2 separate regions of the Homo sapiens genome follow, and region 1 is linked to region 2. A link is a loop called in an ENCODE intact Hi-C map of the cell type or tissue named here. Cell type or tissue: HCT116. All regions are shown on one strand.

Evidence for each region. Hi-C counts contacts between places; a loop is a spot of excess contacts. Peaks named below come from ENCODE experiments on the same cell type or tissue, not always from the same donor. Only the 100,000 strongest peaks of a DNase experiment are listed, where the experiment ranks them.
Region 1: a loop joins it to region 2, with 7 times the contacts of the local background. A loop is called at or near these places in 3 of 110 quality-filtered maps.

What each region holds. Positions count from the first base shown.
Region 1 is chr5:173,983,337-173,985,836 of GRCh38, reverse strand. No RefSeq gene overlaps it. Among named protein-coding and RNA genes, the nearest start is that of C5orf47, 4.6 kb to the left of the region's middle. In HCT116, a CTCF peak has its summit at 1,401; a DNase peak (open chromatin) is centred at 1,396.
Region 2 is chr5:172,712,005-172,714,504 of GRCh38, reverse strand. No RefSeq gene overlaps it. Among named protein-coding and RNA genes, the nearest start is that of MIR5003, 51 kb to the right of the region's middle. RefSeq lists an enhancer at 1,109-1,716. In HCT116, CTCF peaks have their summits at 1,126 and 1,327 (motif pointing left); no DNase peak of the experiment used is centred here.

The sequences.
Region 1 (2,500 bases), 1.3 Mb before region 2:
TTTGGGGAGGTGGATTTCAGGTTTGTTCTCCCGTCTTCTCACACAGCAGCCTTGTGAATAACATCTTTTCTCCCTTGCAAAACGCATCACCTCAGTGATTGGCTTGCTGCCTGAGGGTAGAATGAACTTGGTTAGTTAACAACTGTAGAAGTTTGTGTATCATTTGAATATGTCACCATTTATTTTTATCCTTTCCACTTATTGATGGACATTTAGTTGTTTCCAGTTTGGTTCATTATTAGTGGGACTAAGAAGAATCTCATACATACCCTTTGTGGAAACAGGTTATAGGCTATATATGTTAGTGTGGAGTTGCTTAGGGTGTTCATACGTTCAGCTTTAGGTGCTGCTGACAAACAGGTATCCAAAATGGTTGTACCAATTTACACTCCTCCAGCCAAGTATGAGGATTCCACTTGCTCCACTTGTTCACCTCCACTTGGCATTGTCATCTTCATGTTAGCTGTTCTCATGGATATGTATATTAGGGTTTTCCAGAGAAGCAGAAACAAAAGACTGTGGCGTGAGAGAGAGAGAGAAACTACAAGGTACACCAGCAAGCTAAGAGATCTAGGGAAGAGTTGTTGATGCTGCAGTTCCAGTCTAAAGGTCCTCTGCTGGCAGAATTCCCCCCTCTTCAAGTGAGCCCAGTCTTTTCTTCCAGGCTGATATGGTTTGGCTGTGTCCCCACCCAGTCTCGTCTTGAATTGTAGTTCCCATGATCCCCACATGTTGTGGGAGAGACCCAGTGGGAAGTAACTGAATTGTGGGGGCAGTTATCCCCATGCTGCTTTTCTCATGATAGTGAGTGAGTTCTCACAAGATCTGATGGTTTTATCAGAAGCTTTTCCCCCTTTTGCTCAGCACTTCTCTTTGCTGCTGTCATGTGAAGAAGGACATGTTTGTTTCCACTTCCACCATGATTGTAAGTTTCCTGAGGCCTCTCCAGCCATGCCAAACGGTGAGTCAATTAAACCTCTTTCTTTTATAAATTACCCAGTCTTGGATATATCTGTATGAGCAGTATGAGAATGGACTAATACACAGGCCTTCAAATGATTGGATAAGGCTCACTTATATTTTGGAGGGTTATCTACTTTACTCCGAGTCTACTAGCTTAAATGTTAATCTCACTAAGAAAAAAAAATACCTCACAGAAACACATCACTGTCTCATTAGGATTGGTAACTGGCACTTTGCTTTGTCTATCTGAGAAGGTCATGGTTCCCGGTTTGCTGTTGTTTCTTGTGGATGTGCGTCCATATCTTTGCATGAAAGGTTATATTTTCCAGTCTTCACATCCAGCTTGTTTTTGTCTTTCTAGGGTATGTTTGCTTAGATTCTTTGCAGTCCACCTGTTGAATGCTGTTTCCACTAGGACACTGCCTCCTTTTCCACACTAGATGGCCTCTTAAGCCCAGGTTTGCCTCACTTTCACAAACAGTAGTGCTGCCAGACTTGGATGGAGGGTGGTGAGGTCCCAAATGAAACACCCTAGCCATGTGGGAAGGCTGGTAGGGGGTCGTACCCAGGGACCTGTGGAGCATGCCTCCCATAGCGTGGTGCTGCTGGAGAGCCACTGAACTGCCATCCTCCCTTCTTAGTCTCAAGCTGCCCTCAGGGGTTTTTCTCCCTTCAGGCACTCACAACGCTTCCTATAGGTTGATGCAGGAACCCAGGATAATGGGAAAGCTGGCATCCACCTCACTGTCACCAGTGGAGCAAAAGTTCATGATGTGAGTCTCCACATGCTGTTCTCTTCGTCTGAGTGGGAGCTGCAAATTAGTCCTGCCTTCTATCTGCCATTTTCCCCCAGTAGGTCTTTTTTTATGTGTCCTATAATAATATTGACAATAACTCTCATCAACATATTCTACAAAATATTCTGAAGAAATTCTGAAAAAGAAAACAGCAAAAATGATTCTAAGGGCAGTTTTCTGTGTGGTGACTGGCAGCTTGGGGCACGATCATCAAGGATAAAGAAGTCCATTTCTCTTACCCTCCAATTGGAGGCTTTTTACTTCTCTGAGGCCTTGGGGATCATTTCTGCTTCATATTTGAGTTCTAGGATATTGCTGGTGATAACCTTTGCACTGATATTGGTTTTAGTTTTCTGTGGGGGAGAGGGAGGCCAGATTGCTTCTACTCTGCCATTTTGGTGACTTGACTCTCAACTTTTCTTCCTCCCTATGTTTTATGTAAGCACATATAGAGTTTTTGGTAATTTTATAGTATATTCTAAGCATCATGAGACATCAGTATTACTATGTTTTATACAGTCAGGCTTCATTTAGGTTTACTAATATATTTACTCTTTCCATTGCTGTTCATTCATCTTTTTTCCATTTCATTCATTTTAAACTGTATATATATATTTCTGCTGGGTATTGAATTCATGTCGCCAACTATTTTTTTTCAGCACTTTGAAGATATTCTATTGTCTTCTTGTTTCTGATATTGCTTTTGAGAAGTCAGCTATTAGTCATATTACTGCCCTTTA
Region 2 (2,500 bases):
TGCCTTTGCCCCAGGGACAAAATCTGTGCTCTGAGGATGGCATTCATTGCCAGTGATCTGCGGCTGGTCCCACCCCCAAGACCCATTTCCTGCTCTGAATGTCCCAAGCCACCTCCGATTCTCTAAACCACTCTCATTTTCTTTTTTTTCATAATGACCGTCTTCTATTCGGGAGCAGTCCAAGGATCAAAGGAGGGACAGGGTTTGTATTAGGTCACAGATGTGTTAGAATTCACACCTGGCTCTGGCTGGTCCAAAACCTCCAGAGCCTGCAGTTCTCCAATGTTAGGATGCAGAGGAATGGCTGGGGACCGGTTCAGATGGCAGCTGTCCAGGCCCCCTCCGGGGGAGGCAGGGGAGGGTCCTGGGAACCTGCATGGCCAGTGCTTGCCAACCCTCTGCAGCCCTCGGGCTGTCTGTTGGGACTTGAGTGGGCACAGAAGGTGCAAGGTATCTTCTGGGGCTTTTCCACCTGGTGGGCCCTGCCCACCCAGGGGGCTCTGGGCAGCCTGGGACACTGGCCTCACCTCTCCCATGGAGCAGCCTCACCTCTCACTCCCCTCCCTCAGGGTCCCGCCTCACTGTCCTCACAGTTGTGTTGCCCAGGCCCGAGAAAGGGCTGGTGCAGACCAGAGGTTCTCATACTTGACTGCACATCAGAATGTTCTGGAGTGCTTTTAGCCACAGGTTGCTGGGCTCAATCCCAGAGTCTCTAAATCAGGAGGTCTGGGTGGACAGGAGCTGCTGCTGCTCCAGGTACCACACTGTGAGAACCACTCATGTGGAGGCAGCTAGATGCAGGGGTGGCCAGTAGGCAGGCAAGGGGTGGGAAGGCATCACCAAGCTCCACTGGGTACAGCTGTGCCTCAGTTTCCCCAAGTGCAGACATGGAGAACAGCAATGCCTACCTACCTATGGGAGTTGCCAGGATTGTAGGCATGTGAGAGTAGGGGACCAGTATTTGTTTTTCTTTCCCACTTAGAAGTCCCCTTTCAGGCTGGCTCCATCCACGAATGTTTGCTGTGCAAACACATCCCTTCCTACCTCAGGCCCTTGGGCTCAGTTCCTACCGGGCAGCAAGGATTTCTGCCATCCCCCTGAGAGGCAGGGTGTCTGCTGGTCACAGCTGAGAAGCTGCCGGGGAAGGAGTCAAACCAGGCCTTAGTCTTTATTTGTCCACAGTGTTTTTCAGGGAGGCCACGGCGCCCACCCACTGGGCACCCGGCCCCTTCCCCTTGCTGGGGAACCCCCCTGGAGTCCACGCATCAGGCGGGCCATTTCCCGGGTTTTGGCGCCCTCTGGCGGTCAGCGAACGAAGGAACAAAGGCGAGGAAGGCAGAGAGCCTGACCCCAGGGCTTTGCAGCCCCCCATCTGCGGGGATGCATTCATTTCTTTATTCACCCATCCATTCCACAAACATTCAGTGCCACTGGGATAGGCACCGGGGACCACAATGGACGAAGCTAGACACGATGGCTGCTCTGGCCACATTCATAGTCCATCAGGAAACATATTCACGCGCCTGCACAGATGTATTAATACAGCCTTTGTTAGAAATGCGTGGAGGAAAAATTCAGGGTGCATGAAAGCATATACCCGAGGGACTGCCCGGTGGCCCAGGCAGCCAAGGACCCTGGGGGAGAGGGTTGATTGGAAGTTATGAGCAGGGGATGGGGCGAGGTTTCCTAGAGCACACAGCATGTGCAAAGGCCCTGGGCAGGGAGGAAGTCTGGTGAGTGTGAAAGCCAGAGACGCTGGATGGGAGGAGGCAGCTGTGGAACAATGTCTGGGAGGCCAGCAGGCCTGATTTCACAAGGCCTTCTCAGCCTCAGTGAGAAGATTCATTTATCTTCTTGGCACATCGGAGTGATGCCTGGTTAAGGGGGTGGTCTCTGGCTCCAGGCTGCCTGGGTTTGAGTCCTGTTTTTGCTTTGGTCAGCTGGGTGACCTTGGGCAAGTTGCTTAAGCTCTCTGTGCCTGCTTTCTCGCTTGGGTAATGGAGTGGTAACAGAGGTCCCTTCATAGGGCTTCTGTAACAATTCCATGAATCTGCACAAGCAACATGCCTGGAACAGTGCAGGTTCTTGGCAGTGCTCAGTGAGGGCTGGCAGATTTGTTATTGGTTTTTTTGTTTTTGTTTGTTTGTTTTTGAGACAGAGTCTCCCTCTGTTGCCCAGGCTGGAGTGCAGTGGCACGATCTTGGCTCACTGCAACCTCCACCTCCTGGGTTCAGTAATTCTCCTGCCTCAGCCTCCCGAGTAGCTGAGACTACAGACGTGCACCACCATGCAGGGCTAGTTTTGTATTTTTAGTAGAGACGAGGTTTCACAATGTTGGCCAGGCTGGTCTCGAACTCCTGACCTCAGGTGATCTATCTGTCTCAGCCTCCCAAAGTGCTGGGATTACAGGTGTGAGACACCACACCTGGCCGATTTGTTGTTGCTGTTATTTTTATTGGAGGGTTCTGAGCTGGGGGTGACAGGGTGAGAATCCTGGTGG